Regions from separate parts of the Homo sapiens genome. Here region 1 is linked to region 2. Evidence: read pairs that join two places in POLR2A ChIA-PET (ENCODE). Cell type or tissue: MCF 10A. All regions are shown on one strand. Links, peaks and the distances in the headings refer to the core of each region. The heading gives the core; the rest is flanking DNA.

Region 1 (8,046 bases), core at 1-5,000, 98 kb before region 2:
CCCAATCCCCAATACATACCCAGTTTATAGTGGCTCTCAACAAATTGCTGTTTATTATGTACTATGTGTTATTACCATGATCATCATCACCACTAAGATATGATCATGCATTTGAATTTCACAAAAGTGATTTATGGAGCGACCCAGGCCAAGTCAACACTTTTTATAAGAATTACGAACAGAATCCTCATTCAATGTGTTGCTCAGTGGATTTCTCATTTCTAATCTTTTAGCTGGGTCAATAAGGCACATGCAGAAGGGTGAGCCTTACCTGTGGCAACATAGTATGCAGCAAACCCCGTAAAACGCTCTTCATTGGAAAAGTCTGACTTAAAGATCACCTGGAGTTTGTTGTATGGGACTTGGAACTCTTCCACAATTGGAGAGTGGGGATTGTTACTGCTCCTCTGTCCACAGAGCCTCCCTTCTTCAGTGTCTCCTGAGATTATCTAAGAGAAGAGTCACAAAAAAAAAATCTAGGAAAGGGTAATATTTTGGTATGGAGTTAAAAGAAGGGACAGAGAGAATAGAACATTTATGCCACTAGGACTTGACTCCAGTTCACTGTGAGTACAGGTGGCACTCCCTCCCACATCCTTATTCCGCTACCTTAGCCCTAGTCTTCCATCTCTATTCTTTTTGTGCTTATAACATACCTGCACTGAGTCATACGCACAGTTCTCTGACAGCTCAATGTCCAGATGGGTGAAGTAGAGGTGAATCCCATACCCTTCAGGAACTTCTATGTCCCAAGATTTCTCTACCTCACTGGGATATGCCTGAGGATAGTTAGGGGACAGGATCTCCCCATACATGGTAGGCTCAGCATAAACCCATGCCAAAAGTGAAAACAGGACAATGCACCTGAAAAAACAGAGGCATAGATTGGCGGGTGACCAGGCACCAGTAGCCTAGGACAGAACGCGCTATTTGCCAGAGGCAGAAGAAAGGGGGAAGAAGAGAGGCAGTCAATCGGCCATGGGGGAGAATCTTAGGTCGGAATAAAGAAAAGGCCCAGGTCAAACCAAAACCCAGGCTTCAGACAAGAGCCCTTTTTTTTTTTTTTTTGAGACAGGTTCTCACTCTGTCACCCAGGCTGGAGTGCAGTGGTGCGATCTCAGGTCACTGCAGCCTTGACCTCCCGCGCTCAAGTGATTCTACCACCTCAGCCTTTTGAGTAGCAGGGACCACAGGTGACACGCATGACGCTGGGCTAATTTTTTTTTTTTTTAATAGAGACAGGGTCTCCTTATGTTGCCCAGGCTGGTCTCAAAGTCCTGGGCTCAAGCAATCCTCCCGCCTCAGCCTCCCAAAGTGCTGGGGTTACAGGTGTGAGCCATCATGCCTGGCCCTTGAGCGCTTTTCTTGAGAAGATGAAGGGAATGGAGTCTGTGTCATCTCAGGGACCCTTGATCACTTACCACATCTCTGGCGATTTGTCCACCCTGGTGAGCTGCCTGTCTCTTGGTCCTGGCTTTCTGCACCTCCGGACTTTGGAGCCTAAGGGGTGGCAGGCCTGGCTGTATTTGTCTGACAAACACAAGCACCTTCTTTGGTGGTGCGGCGTCACCTGGGGCTCAGTGTCACCTTCAAAGGTATAACACACAGGGCCATATCACCAACATCCCCACATGGCACCGTGCCCCTCACACCCTCCCTAGTTAACTTCGACTAACTTTCTAGACTATAGCTAAATTGTATCCTTCCCTCATTGCTTCTCTAGACTTTCTCCTAATTTTTCTCCAAAGGAATCGAGTACTTTCTCCCAGTTTTCTTCTTCCTCTATTGTCCTCCACCAGCCCCACCCCCGCGGTATCAGTCTCTCTCCTGCCCTCAAGAACGATGCTCCCATTTCCACTCAGGTTTTCAACAGTCTTGGCGCATCATGATCATCCATGTAGGACAGCCCCTCTTCTTTAACCGTGATCACCTCATCTCCTCAAGCAGCCCTGTCTGCTGTTTATCATTGCGTGCATCTCCGCTGATGCTCCCAACGCCCACCGATGGAGGCAGGAGCTTCTTTCACTAGGGGAAGGCAGGGACCCTGGGACAAGCGGTCTGAGAAGGAAGTGCTGCCCCACTGATACAGGGTTGTGCGAGGAAGGAGAAAAGGGACAGCCAAATGACAAGGAACATAAAAACTTCCTACATTCGTTTTCCAGAGTTTGTTTGGAGTTTGTCCCTGCCCCCCACCGCCAACTTACTGAAAATACAAGCTATCTCCCCACAGTTCCTAGTAAAGGGTTGCTAAAATTGCTTTAACCCTGAAAACAGTGGTAGGTAAGGGGGTGAAGTAGGGGTGGATGGGGTGAGCCTAAGAGAAATAGGTTGTCTATATTCTGCCTTTTTTTATGCTGCCTTTGTCAGCCCTCTATCATTGCCCCAAGCCCTCCTACGTGAAGTTTTCTGCCTTTCCTTTTTCCTCCATCAAAGCTCTGCTCCTCGTTTGTAAGGATTTTACCTTCAGAAGCTGGTAGGAGCAAGTGGGTCAGTTCCCTCTCTCCTGCCAGTGGGCATGCTGGGCAACCCCTCTGGCCCCCAGGGACAGCAGCACAGGGCCTTGACGCTCCCTCTGCAGGAACCTCCGGCCAGCCTCCCTGTCCTGGTTCTGTTCATAAGATTCCCTACCCGAGTGTGCATGTCTGAAATTCCCTGATCTAAACAGAGGGGGCTGGGAGACCATGACTTAGGGAAACTCAGCCTTGATCTTGGAGCTCCCTCTGCTTTTGAAACAAGGACAGCGTCCTCCTCCCAGGCCAGAGAGCCCTCTATCCAGGGCTCCAGCGGGGAAAGGAGGAATGGGGAATTTCACCGATTGCTTAATGCTATTTTTCAGCCAAAGGGTGTGTTTCTGAGTTTTCGGGAAAGTCAAGTGATTTCTGGGAAAAGGCGGGGATTGGTACCAGGGGAAATAACCAAACCCAGAAAGTCCAGCCCTCCAAATGTGTGTGAATCATGAATTAAGGGAAAGTAGTTATCAGAAATGTAAGTCATCTCTGCTTTAAAGCAAATGTAATGGTTGATAATGACTTAACACCAAGACCCAAGGTGGTATGGCGTGAGGCTTCCTCTTCATAACATCCCTCCACATCCCTTCCAAACATCGAAATTCTACCCCACAACCAAGCCCCCTTTCAGATCCAACCCAGACTCCCTTATCCATAACCCTTGAAGCCAGGTGTGTTTTGAAATTTTATAGATTTTTTTAGGCTATGTAGTCCATGGACCCAATATTAGGTAACACCTCCTCCTCTCCCTCCCTTTATGGACCAGGATAACCCCCTATTAACAAACATTAAGATTTCTGCAGCTAAACACATTGATCTTACGGTAAATGGATAACTAAAGATTACAAATCACATCAGTTCGGGTCAGGTTTTGCTGCCAAATTGAGTTTTAGTCCCAAACTTGAAAACAAACAAACAAAAAACAATAGCCAGGTATTGTGACACACGCCTGTAGTCCCAGCTACTCAGGAGGCTGAGGCAAGAGGATCACTTGTGCCAGGGAGGTCGAGGCTGCAGAGGGCACCACTGCACTCCAGCCTGGGCAACAGAATGAGATCCCATTACAAAAAAAAGACAGAGACTTTGTTTTCAGAGTCCTTTGGATTTTAGAATTGCAGACAAGGGACTGAGGGGCAGTGCCACTCCACAGAGCCTTCCCTGATCTCAGCTCCCCTTTATGCCCCTTTAGTTGGCTTAGCACTGGGCCTGGAGTCAGAAGATAGGCTCATGTCCCAGCTCTGCTCCTCACCAGTGGTGATGTCTTAGGCTCATCACCTAACTTCCTAGTTTCTTTTTTTTTTTAAACCTGGCTCACTATTGACAGACCTAGTTTCTTCAAATATAAAACAGAAATCCTATCAGTTCTGCCTACCCTACATGACTATCAGATGGACCTAATGAAATAATTCGAGTGAACAAGCTTTGCACACTATGGTACCTAATAAATGTGCATGTTAAAAGGAAGAGAATCATGAGCCCGTAAGGTCTCGGAAGACAGGTGCTGGGTCTGATCCGTCTTGGTATTGTCCGCCATGTCTAGCAGTGTCATGCAGAACACAGATGTGTATGCAACCATCTGTGACTCCCCTGGCTGCCCAGCATTCAAACTGCTTTGCCACATTAGAGGAGTTCCCCATGATATCAGTCTTGGGAACAGAGCCGACCTCCCAAGAAAGAAGACACAGGCACAAGAAGTGTGTCACCCCCACCTCCAGCAGCTCTGGAGCAGGCTAATTTGTAATCACCCGAAGGGTTCTTCCTGCCTGCTGCGTAGACAAAACCAATTCACTGAGACCATGGTATTGCAGTAGAGAAAGAGTTTAACAACACAGAGCTAGCCAAGTGAAAGGATGGGAGTTTATTTCTCAAATCAGTCCCCACAAGAACTCAGAGGCTAGGGTTCTTAAGGAGAATTTGGTGGGCGGTAAGAGCAGAGAATGGGTGCTACTGATTCGTTGGGGATAAAATCATAGGAGTGTAGAAAACAGACCTTGTGCACTAAGTCCACCTCTGGGTGGGGGTCACAGGACCAGTTGAGTCATGAATCATTTCAGAATGCAAAAGTCTGAAAAATATCTCAGAAGACCAATATTTGGTTTTACAATAGTGATGTTATCTATAGGAGCAATTGGGGAAGTCACAGATCTTGTGACCTCTGGCCGCATGACTCCTGAGCAGCAAAGGATTATAGAAAGGCAAGCTAGGGGTCAATGGCTGGTCATCGGTTAGCTACACCCACATCTTAGCAAAATTCAAGCCCCTCCCATAATCCTAATCTTGTGGCCTTTCATTAGTTTTACAAAGGCAGGTCCCTGAGCTAGGAGGGGGTTCATTTTAGGGAGGGACTAATATCATCTTTGCTTCAGAGTTAAACTGTAAACTAAATTCCTCCCATGGTTAGCTTGGCCTATGCCCAGGAATGAGTGAGGACAGCCAGCCTGTGAGGGTAGAGGCAAGATGGAGTCACCCATGCTAGACTTCCCTCACTGTCATCATCTTTGCAAAGGCAGTTTCACATGCACACACGTTCCATTCATCAGAGGCCCAGGCTTTCAATCCAGAGCCAGTAATGCCAGGAAGCAGGGACCCTAGAGCCTGTAGGGACAGTGGTGGCCACAGCAAGATCACAGAGGAGGTAGAGTTCTCAGCAGCACCCAGCATCCAGCCCCAGTGGGTAAGCATTGCAAGCCGAAGCATCCAGGCCATGGTCAAAGAAGTGGCAGCAGCGGCAGCCAGGTTCTGACCATTGTCCCTGCTGGGAAGCTTCCACAATGGCTCTGTAGCTCCCCTGGAATTTCCATGAGCAATCCAGGGTCCCTTTAATAAATTCATCTTCTGCTAAACTCAGCCAGAGTTGGTTTCTACTGCTTGCAACTAAAAATAATGGCTGATACAACACGCTCAGTGAGTATCTGAGGATTGGTTGATTGAATGTGCCAAAGTGAATTCAAACCATTCATTACCTTTCATTTTAGCCGTGTGACCTTGAAAAAGTTACTATGCCTCTCTGAGCTCCAGCTTTATCAGGTGTAAAATGGGAATAATAGCACCTACTTCAGACACAGCTATCACTGTCAGGGCCCATTGTGGCCAAGATTAAACAAAATAACGTATGCTAAGCATTCAGCATATACCTGGTACTCAGTAAGCTTTTAACAAATAACAAACCATATTAACTTCTCCAAACACCAAACACGGCAGCAGTAGCAGCAGCTTCCTCCCCATCAAGAGCATGCTTCAGTTAATACCAAGGAAAAGAGGACGCCTTATCAATGTGTCCAGGGTTCCTTCTCCTTTTCCTTGGAGCTCAACACTGCCCGATCTTGCCAGAAAAGTTAGACTCTCCTATCCTCACCTGTGTTTTATGTTCATTTCTGCAATTTTGCCACGAAATTGAAATACATTGCCAGGAGCAGTGGCTCACACCTGTAATCCCAGCAACTCAGAAGGCTGAGGCGGGAGGATCGCTTGAGGCTGGGAGTTCAAGACCAGCCTAGGCAACATAGGGAGACCTCATCTCTACAAAAAAGTTTAAAAATTAGCCATCCTGTGGTCCCAGCTACTCAGGAGGCTGAGAGGCAGGAGGATTGCTTGAGCCCAGGAGTTCAAGCCTGCAGTGAGCTATGACCACAGCATTGCACTTCAGCCTGGGTGCTCCGTTTCCCACCTCAAATTTCATTGGTCAGGCATAGTGGCTCATGCCAAAGTGCTGTAATCCCAGCACTTTGGTAGACCAAAAAGAGAGGATCACTTGATGCCAGGAGTTCAAGACCAGCCTGGGGAACATAGCAAGATTTCATCTCTACAAAAAGTCAAAAAATTAGTCAGGCATAGTGGCACGCACTTGTAGTCCCAGCTACTCAGGAGGCCAAGGGAGGAGGATAACTTGAGCCCAGGATTTTGAGGCTGCAATGAGCTATGATCACACCACTGCACTCCAGCCTGGGCAACAGAGTGAGACCCTGTCTCAAAAATAAATAAAATAAAATTTCATGCAGCCATGTTATCTAAGTAGCTATCGGAGATCCACAATGAGATTAAATGATGGTATTAAGAAGCTCCAACAAGGGATTGCCAACAATAAAGGTTTTGAACAACAAATAACCCTCCCATTTTCAAATTTGAACAACAAATAACCCTCCCATTAATCAAACTCCAAAATTAAAGTTCAAATCCCATTGCAAACTGAAACTATGACATTAAAGTCAAAAGTAATTGAAGCCCAAAGTGTCTATGTTAAAGTCACAAAACTATCAGTTCCAATTTGTGTTCTGTTTAATCCCAGCTAGTGGGTTTCCAATCCCTGGGCAGAGCTGTGGTCCCTTCCGAAGCTGCGGCCTGGGCTGGAACAGGTTAGTTCCTCCAAGGCTTCAAAGACTGAGTTCTGAGGCAAACCTTCCATGAGTCTGTTTTTAAAATTCCAGAAAGTTAATGAGACACAAGAATATTGCAACACCAGCCCCACAACCACAAAATTTAGAAAATGAGCTATCCCCAGACCCCAAGACAATCATCCCAAGCAAAATTAAAATTGTATTTCCAGAAACCACCACTTAATGTCACCAAAATCTGAAGAAGAAATTCAGTGGTATCTGAGGGCAACAGAAAAGCTTAAGCTTAGTTTAAAACCTTACCTTGAGGCCAGTCGATTTATGCCAGTTGTTCAGAATCCATGTCCTGTGGGCCAGGTGTGGTGGCTCACACCTGTAATACCAATACTTTAGGAGGCCAAAGCAGGAGGGTTGCTTGAGTTCAGGAGTTTGAGATCAGCCTGGGCAACATGGTGAGACCCTATCTCCACAAAAAAAAGAAAGAATGCCAGGCATGCTAGAGCATGTCTGTAGTCCCAGCTACTCAGGAGGCTGAGGTGGGAGGATCACTTGAGCCCTGGAGGTCAAGGCTGCAATGAGCTGTGATCACACCACTGCACTCCAGCCTGGGCAATAGAGTGAGACCCTGTCAAAAAAAAAAGTCTATGTCCTGTGAACTTAAACACCATTGGAAGAAAACATGTAGAAAAAGGTTAATTGGGCATTTTGTACTTGCCATATCGGGATCCTCGTAGGTGGAACTTCTAAATTTGCATCCCCTCCCACCATCTCCTGACCTTGTCCCCATGAGCCCCAAGCTGTGGGCTCTTCAGTGCCTTGTTAGTTGGTGAGCTCTCCCTAGTTAGAACTCTAGCAGCCTCCATGATATTAAAAAGGACAGACATTTCCATCGTGTGCCTCTTTTATGACTTCTGCCACTCCTCTTTTTTGGACTCACTAAGACCTAAAAAGCCTTCTTCCTAAGGAGGGCTTTCCCCACACCCTCATGTTCATTTCAGCTGAAGGCAGCACCCTCAGCAGACTTTTGAACTGAGGTTGTTACTAGGTGTCACTCCCGGGTGGGTGGTCATCCTGTCTTGTTTTCTCTGTTCTCTGTGGGTCGAGTTGTTTTCTTGATGAATGCCAATGCATGTACCTTCTGCTCATTGGGAAGGGCTGTCTGGCCTGGGATTCCAGCACAACCACCACGCCCTTACCTGGCCCCTTTA
Region 2 (8,511 bases), core at 1,160-6,159:
TGAGCCCGCTGTGGTGGCGTTTAGCTATATTCCCAGCTACGCAGGAGGCTGAGGCAGGAGAATCACTTGAACCCAGGAGGCGGAAGTTGCAGTGAGCTGAGATCATGCCACTGCACTCCAGCCTGAGCAACAGAGCAAGACTCCGTCTCAAAAATAAATAAATAAAAAATTGGCTTCTCCGATACTCCTCCTGTCAAGAATGATTCCTCTGGGTTCCCTGACCTTTTGTTCTAATCATAGCTGCTGCTCAGCGCTCTGGATCCCTAAGTGCGAGCAGAAACCATGTGTTACTCATTGCTGCACCCCTGCCCTAATCTGCATGTGTTCCATGTTAAGTAGCTGCTGAATTGCAGGGGTCGGAATTGAGGTCTTTGCTTAATGCAAGCATCTGTCTTATTTCCTGCCCTGTAGATCGCCACATCACAGAATCGTATCTATCTCACAGCTGACAACCTTGTGCTGAACCTACAGGATGAAAGTTTCACCAGGTGAGAGATGTGGCCACACTGTGGGGTATCACCAAGAACGTGGGACCTGAGTCTGGTTGTTTGGGCTCTGGAGCCTGCTACAGCTATTCATATGGCTCAGAGACATTGAACCAAAATTAGAAAAGGGGGTGGTTGACAGTTTCTATCTTGCATCTCATAGGATTGATTTTATGAGATCAAATAGGATTATTCACATAAAAAGCACTTTAATTATAAAGTTTTCATCTAACCAAAAAGTGATGAAAGATGATACTCAGTTTTCTTACTCAAGAGCCCTCAAACTCCTCTGGTGAATGGAGGGATGTTAGGAAAGGAGATGAGAAATAGCAGTGGCCATGAGAACATGCCTCCTCCTTTCATGAGCCTGAGATTCCTGGCTGTCAACCCTGTTTATCTTTTCTCTTGGGAGCAAAGGAGGGTTCAAAGCTGAGTGGGGCCTGAAGCTGTCAATTAACATGTGCATTTCTCTTCTCTGTTTCTTGTTCATCTGGCGATCTGGCACCACAGGGGAAGGTAAGCTGTTGTTGCTTCTGTGGGGTCCTGCAGGCCACCTTCTCCAGTACCCGCCTCCTACCCTACCCCCTTTCCCACCTCCCCGAAGACAAACCCTCAATCAGGGTAGGAGGGTCGTAGAGGGAATGGCCTAGAGTGTCCTGCCTCTCACATTTATGTCCCCTAATAATGTCATTATCTATCTTTTTTTTCCTACAGTGACAGCCTCATCAAGGGTAAGAAATGAGCCTAGTCACCAAGAACTCCACCCCCAGAGGAAGTGGATCTGCTTCTCCAGTTTTTGAGGAGCCAGCCAGGGGTCCAGCACAGCCCTACCCCGCCCCAGTATCATGCGATGGTCCCCCACACCGGTTCCCTGAACCCCTCTTGGATTAAGGAAGACTGAAGACTAGCCCCTTTTCTGGGGAATTACTTTCCTCCTCCCTGTGTTAACTGGGGCTGTTGGGGACAGTGCGTGATTTCTCAGTGATTTCCTACAGTGTTGTTCCCTCCCTCAAGGCTGGGAGGAGATAAACACCAACCCAGGAATTCTCAATAAATTTTTATTACTTAACCTGAAGTCAAGGCTTCACGTGTTCATGAACTGGGTAACTGGCAGCAAGCATGCGCACGTTCACATGTGCGCTCCTGGGTCTGTCTTTGTGTGTGCCAGCAGGGGGCGCAAAAGAATCTGGCTGGGGCGGCTAAGGGGAAGCAAGGCCTGGGCTCCGAAACAGGACCCAAGCTGGGAAGGCTGGCCCTGAGTTCTCGAGGCCCAGCTGTGCTCTTCACACACCCTCCATTTCTCCCACATCACCCATTTTTTTAAGGCTGGACAGCCATGGCTTTGCTGAGCCAGATTAAAAATCTGATGACCCCAACAGGAGCTGCTTCCTTGGCAGCAGGGTTCCTTGTGGCTGTGGGGAGCCTGCCTGTGCCTGTTGAGGCACTTCTGTGCCCAGAAGCCCAGTGGATCGCGTGGCCTGCTGTAGGCCCCCCAGACTCCATTTCTCAGTCACCAGGCGTGAGGAGCTGCTAGCTAACAGGCCTCCCCTGGGGAGGTGGGCTTTTCATGCCCGCAGTTCCGGGGCCAACAGAACAGGTGCCTGTCTGTTCAGTCCACAGATAAGCTGACACTTATCTTCCCAAGACAGGCCTTCCCGAATCTCAGGCACCAGAGAAACAGAGCCACCGTTTATACCTGAATCTCCCACTACTGCCCATTTCCCATCCCTGCGGGGAGACAAGGAAGATGTGGAACTCAGACAAAACATAGGTGCAAAGTATGTCCAGGAACTGCCAAATGCAGATAGGGCAGCAGGTGGATCTGAACAGAGGGACTGGGTTAATCTGCTTCGATTTTTAAGATATTTTTCTCTGCTTGGGGTTGAGTATCATGAAAGACAAAGCAGACGTCGCAGCCCCAATCCTGAGTTGCTGGGAGGCTAAGATGAGATAAACAACTAGACAAAAGACAGGTCAAGTGACTTGGATCAGTCTTCCTCATGTTCCCCTTCACACTTTATTTATTTCATGCTCCCAAGGCGGGAAGACAATGGAGGTGCCTAGGGAACCAGTGTTTCCACATCTTGCTGCAGCTGTAAAGGCAGCCATTTTGTCTCCTTCCCATTGTTCCCCTTTGCCTAGTGATTCGTCCCCCATCCAGAGGGGTGAAGGTCAGAGGTTGTTGGTCAGTAGTCCTCCATGGTCTTCAGGGCTCCCTGAAGGTTACTGCCGAGAGAACCCACCCGGGAGCCATCTTTACCAGACAGTGTTAGGAGCTTCACAATTAGACCATCCAACACTGTACTGGAAGATGGACCCAGGGCCGGCCGACAGAGAACTACGGTGCGCGCTCACCAGTTGCTACAGGGGACCCTGGCCACAGGCCAGGTGAGGTCTCTTGAGAGGGGGCGAGCCAACCCCAAGCTCAAGGTCGACTGTGGGTTCTGGATCCACCAGGTGACAAATCGCACTGGGTGGGAGGAGGGGCTGGGGCCCATTGTGTCCCTTAGTGGCAGCCAGCCAACAAGAACCACCCCTTGTGCAACGCTCTCAGCTCAAGACGAGGGGCTTCCGGGGTGCGTGGGAAGTGGGGAGGGGGCTGCAGCCAGCTAAGGGCTGGGGACCTGAGGCGATGGATGTTGCTGACACAGGGACAGGGGCCTCCATCATTACCCGGCAGTATTAGAGACTCCCAACCGCACCCAAACACTGCTGGGTAAGACGAGGGCCCCCGCCCAGCCCGCCCACCTTGGGTCAGGCAGCTTCAGGCCCAGGATCCCTGCGGAAAAGCTGCAGATCCCTGGCTCCCATCCCCCCACCACCCGAGTCCCTGGGGACACTTCCTGGTGAGCCCTGCTGCCCGCCACCAGCCACACCCTGGGTCGCTGATCACGAGGCCCAGGTTGCAGTCCAAGCAGGCCCTCCGAAGCCCCTCGACCGTCGGCCCGCCGCCTCTGAGCCACCTTCCCCTACCCCCGGCAGCCTTTCCCGACCCGCGACACACACCGATTTACCCACCCTCATCCCCCCTCTGCAGTCCCAAGCTCAGCCCAGGACCTCTCCCCTGGTGGCCTTTACCTGTCACCGGGCCCACCTGCCCCCAGAGAGTGGGTGCTGGGGAGACGAAGGGGCTTTAAGGCCCCAGATTCCACGGCCTAGAGCCCGCCCTGGCCTCCGCTCTTCCTCCTTCCTTCTCCGCCTGCCGGGCAGCCAGCGCAGGCTCCTTACCTGGGCCCCGCCTGCCACCCTGCGCACAGGTGTGTCCTCCTGCCATAGGCTGCCCCCCCACTGCCTTAACCCCTTCCCTCCCAGCGCCAGCCACGGGCACCTCCTCTAAGGCTTGGCCACTCCTCTAGGCCTCCCACCCTCTCCCAGGGGCCTCTTTTCTCCAACCTGCCTAGTCTCACCCCTGTCTCCAGAGGTACAAAAAGCGGGGGCTGTCCTTGGGTCCCCTCCCCACAGCAGATGCTGCCCCCAGGACTAGCCCATTCCTCTGTGGCCTCAGACCCTGCCCACAGCGGAGCTGCAGGCCAGAGAGATCCCTGAGGTCAGCGAGGGGTCAGCTGGGCAGGAGTTGGGCTGTGCCGCCCCGCAGTGCCCAGCCTGTGCTGGGATCCCCTGAGGGAAAGGGGAGGGAGAAGGCCCCGCCAGGCCTGTGAAGGGCAGGCGGGTCCCAGCAAGGTGTCGCTAGTGTGAAGTTACCCACCGCTACCCAGAGACCCCAGCTGGCCCGGAGCATCAGCCTTGCCCCTCGATTGAGGCCTGCAGAGGGAACGATCGCGCTCCACTCTCCGGACCGAGCTGCTCCCGGACCCACCTCACAGCACAGCCCTCAGTGGAGTCCAAGTCCCACCCCAAGGGCAGGTAGCCCAAGGGCGGTTAGAGGAGGTGGGACTTGCCTTTGTGCAGCTGCGGCTTGTATAGAAAGGGCGTTGCTGGGAGAGGGGACCTGGGCCCGACAGGTGATTGCCCCACCCGTGCCCTGGAGGGCCACAGCCCCAGGGAGCTATTGGGTTGCTCAATCCCTCGCTGTTCTCTCTCCCAGGCTTTGTTTGCTTCCTTCTTAATACCCGCCTGCAATTATTTGATGCTTGTGATCGGTTTGTGAATCTGTCTCCCTGACCAGCCTCCTAAGTTCCAGGAGGTCGGGGGACTGTGAATGCCTGTGACGCCGGGGGCTCTGTAAGGATTTGCTGAGTAATGCACGCCCAGCCTCTGGGCTTTGGGACCTGTGCTGTCTCAGCCTTTCCAGGAGTGGGCGCCAGCACTTCCTGAGGGATGACTCCCACCGGCTTTACTCCCCAGGACACCAGTGTTTCAAATAAAGAAGAAACCCCACTCCTGACATGGGGGAAGGAAGAGGGGACAAAAAACAAAGCACTCTTCACGTCAGCCAGCTCTTCAAACTCTGCCCAAGAGGATAAGGGCAGCAGCGGCCTGGATGAGGGGAGGAGCTGGGCGTGCCCGGGTGCTCTGAGGAGCCTGTCCCTGTTCCCGCCAGAGGGGACGCAGCCGGGCTGGCCTCAGGTCTGCGCTTCCGGCTGTTAACTACTCTTCTTAGTTCAGATCTGGAACTCAGCATCAGGGGAGTGTGATCAGGGCCCCCCTGAGGGTGGCCCCAGCTGCAACTCCAGGGTAAGGAGTGTGGGCTCTGGGGTCAGACAGCCTGGGTTCGAATCCCAGCCTCACTGTTCCATAGCCCTGTGACCTTGGGCAAGTGACCAAGTTACTTAGTTTTTCTGTCCCTCAGTTTCCGCCACGGTAAAATGAGAATGACAGAAGTGCCTAGACTGAACTAACGTGTGTAGTCTTTTAGTGCCTGGGCACATGGCAAGCGTGTGATGAGTCACTGTGCCCGTCTTATCGTCAGCCGTCATCTCGGTGCTTTTCACAACCACCCTGTTATGATCGCCCTCCATTTTAAAGAAGGAGACTGGGGAGCTTCACCCACGGTCACCCTCCCACGTGCGAGGCGGAGTCCCGACCCACGTCCGTCTGACGGAAGGCGGAGCTTTCACGCGAGGCACGCACGGAGGCACACACAGTTACCCATCCTGCCCTGCCCTCTGGCCGCCCACTCACTGGGCAAGCAAAGGGCTCAGAGGCGACACACAGTGATCCCAGGGCTTTATTTACAAGAGGAGAAGGGTTGGCCCTGCCTGGGGCCTGGCTGGGCTATATACAGGGTCAGGGAGAGGTGGGGGGGATGCAGCCATTTAAATTACAAAAGAATGGGGCACTCCTAGGTTCAGGTTGTGAGTCTGTCCATCGCGAAATGCTTCCACAGGGTCAGGGCTGAGGCTGCCAAGAGAAGGGAGTGAGGGAGTGAGAGGGTAGCTGGAACCTGGAGGTGGAACAAGAGGGTCTGGGGCAGCTGGGAAGCACAGAATGAGGCTGCGGCCACCCCATCCACCCAGGGAAGGCAGTGGAGCCAAGGACACAGGGCAGGGCAGGGAGGACACCCAGGCAGAAGAGCTGTACCATGGCCACCTGAGGACAGCACCGCTCACTTCCTCTTGAGGGAACCCTTGCTCTTCTCCTTGTCTGCTGACCGCTGCTTCTTCACTTTCTCCTCCCTCTTGTTCTTAGTGTGCAGGTTCTCATACACATCCTCCTTGTGTCTGCAGCCGGGTGCAGGGGGGCAAGTACAGGCAGTTGGTGCAGGTCAGGAGACAGCACAGGGGGACCCGGCACTGGCAGTCCCCTCTGGCCACCCCGTCTCACAGGTGACGCAGCCACGGTCCCTGCACTAGACTCCAAGCTCCTAGAGGACAGAGGCTACATCTCATACACGAGTGCGCTGCTGGTACCTAGCAGAGGCCCACACGTGTGGGCACTCAGGAAATGCTTATGAACAGAAGGGGTGAGAACCAAGCCTGAACTTGAAGCCAGGTCCCCCCAGCTGCAACACTTGTCCTCTCCAGAAAGTGAGGATCGGGCTGGGCAGGACAAAGGGGTGGATGCCGGGCAGTGGCAGTCAGGGCCACTCACTTGGACGAGGTGCGGGAGGCCTTGGCATGGGCATTCTTCATGGCTGGGGGATAGGTGATGTTCCCGTACTCCGACTCCTGGCCCTTCTGCGACTGTGGGCAGAGGGACAGTGGGAAGGTGGTGGTCCCAGCAGGGCCAGGTGGCACCCATCCTGCACTGCAGCCCCCCCCCCCCCCAGGCCCTGCTCTGCACGCACCTGCAGGACCTCCAGCTTCTTCTTAGTGGTTTCAATGAACTGGGCGATGGCCACGTAGATGAACTTGTACTGCGCCTCCGTCTGCACCATGCCCGAGCGCTGCGCCCGCACCATCTGGATGGTCTTCTGGATGTCAATGTCACAGTCCAGGCCTGGGTGGGGGGCAGTCAAACCTCAGGTCCAGGCATAGGCGGACACCGAGGGGCTGCTCACCCCCCACCCCCAAACCCCCAGGTGCCCCTCACCCTTGGTGGAGATGTTCTCCATGAGCATGTCGATGACAATGATGGTGCCTGTGCGGCCGATGCCGGCGCTGGGGAAAGACGGGGGTGCCATCAGAGGCCAGTCAAGCCCTCCCCGGGAAGGGGGGTACCCAGCGCTCAGCTCCAGCCCCAGGCACCACAGGAGCAGCCTGAGCCTCCAGTGATGGGAGGGAATGTGCCCAGGGTCACCGGGCAAGTGATGATGGAGGTTTGCCCAGCTCTGCATGGACACGCTCCACCTCGGGCTCTGCGGTGCTGACGCTGGCTCCCCAGCTGCCACCATCCTTCCCTCCTCCACTCCTCGCGCCGACTCCTCACTCCTAGTGAGTGGCTGCCCCCACCCCGGAAGACCTGGGACCCCCAAATCCCACCACTGTCCTGCCGGCTCCCAGGTACCCTGAGCCCTCCCCGCCTCTCCCTGAAGGAGTTATGGAGCGTCTCTCAGCATGGCTTCACTTCCCTTTTCCTTCAAACCCTGACGTCAGGGAAAGGATAGCCCTGAGACAGCAGGGTGCGGGGGCACAGGGTCAGGGGACTCAGGGGAGCAGTGCAGTAGGAAGTTTCTCTCCTTTCCCAGCCCTGGGCAAACAGACCTCAGGGAGACCCCAGGCCCACCCTCAGCTGAGCCCAGCAAGCTGATGCCCTGAGTCGCGCTGTCTAATTTCAAACCCAGATTGTCAAAAATAACCCCCCACACCCACTTCCTTCCTGTAACGTCTAAATAAAGGCCATGGGGCTTTCAAGAAGTGTGTGAATGTGTGTGTGGCGGGTGAGCAGGAGGGTAGCTCTCGGGGATGGGCCTGTCCCTGAGAGAGCACAGGACAGAGCCGCGTCCCCGGACAGCCCATCGGGGGCACCTCTAGATTCAGCCGACTTGCCCTGTCCCAGGACAAACAGCTGCTGGGGGAAGAGGAGGAAGCCAGAGGCCGTCGCAGGCCTGGGGTCCACGGAGGGAGTGGGAAGGGACCGGGGCAAGGCAGGTTCCCATTCCCCTATTCTCTGCCTGATGTGAGTTACTAAACTAGTAACAGCGCCCAGTTTTTGAGGGCTGACGGAATTCCAGCCACAACGATAGGGTCTCATTGAGTTCTCACGACAACCCTGAGATCCTGATTTTACAGATGAGGAAGCTGAGGGTTAGAAAAGTTAAGTAATTTGTCCAAGACCACACAGCTGGTAAGCGGAGGGGCCCTGCACCCACTGCCTCTCATCCACCCAGGCCAGGCCAGCTCAGTGGGCTCACCTGTGGAACCCCTGCTCCTCCTTGCAGCCCCCACCTCTGCACCTTACCAGAGGTCTCCTGATCACAAACATGCGGGTAGATAGACAGAGGAGTTATGTGCAGCCCCAAAGAAGCATCACCCATCCCCACACAGCCCTGGGGGCCAGGATGGGGCACTGCCTGGGGAAGCTGGGAGAGAGGGCAGAGTCAGGAAGAAGCCGAAGCCCTGCGGCTACCGATGGAAAAAGAGGAGGAATGGGGAGCACATGCCTCATAGATGTTCCTGGGAGAAGAAACCAACAGAATGGGACCTCGAGAGAAAGCGGAGCAGCCGGGACACAGGCCTACTGTGGG

The links. Peaks named below come from ENCODE experiments on the same cell type or tissue, not always from the same donor. Only the 100,000 strongest peaks of a DNase experiment are listed, where the experiment ranks them.
Region 1: POLR2A ChIA-PET joins it to region 2 with 19 read pairs; 9 of 35 experiments call an interaction of 5 or more read pairs at or near these places.

What each region holds. Positions count from the first base shown.
Region 1 is chr12:7,055,293-7,063,338 of GRCh38, reverse strand. It overlaps C1S (complement C1s), which reads right to left and starts at 2,621. Exons shown (of 12, transcript NM_001734.5): 1 at 2,462-2,621; 2 at 1,422-1,500; 3 at 657-864; 4 at 272-449. The coding sequence starts at 1,426. RefSeq lists enhancers at 2,033-2,532, 2,533-3,034. In MCF 10A, for the core only: a CTCF peak has its summit at 2,718; a DNase peak (open chromatin) is centred at 2,848.
Region 2 is chr12:6,958,401-6,966,911 of GRCh38, reverse strand. PTPN6 (protein tyrosine phosphatase non-receptor type 6) reads right to left here. Exons shown (of 16, transcript NM_002831.6): 12 at 6,918-6,985; 13 at 6,673-6,824; 14 at 6,477-6,568; 15 at 5,967-6,106; 16 at 5,596-5,786. The coding sequence ends at 5,992. PHB2 (prohibitin 2) reads left to right here. Exons shown (of 10, transcript NM_001144831.2): 8 at 412-488; 9 at 996-1,001; 10 at 1,200-1,585. The coding sequence ends at 1,227. MIR200CHG (MIR200C and MIR141 host gene) reads right to left here and starts at 3,667. Exons shown (of 2, transcript NR_135032.1): 1 at 3,564-3,667; 2 at 2,465-2,711. It overlaps MIR200C (microRNA 200c), which reads right to left and starts at 3,213; the gene lies at 3,146-3,213. It also overlaps MIR141 and LOC105369634. RefSeq lists enhancers at 1,921-1,970, 3,753-4,554, 4,796-5,005, 4,814-5,332, 4,555-5,354 and 5 more. In MCF 10A, for the core only: CTCF peaks have their summits at 1,645 (motif pointing right), 4,738 and 5,998 (motif pointing right); DNase peaks (open chromatin) are centred at 1,661, 3,771, 4,721 and 5,341.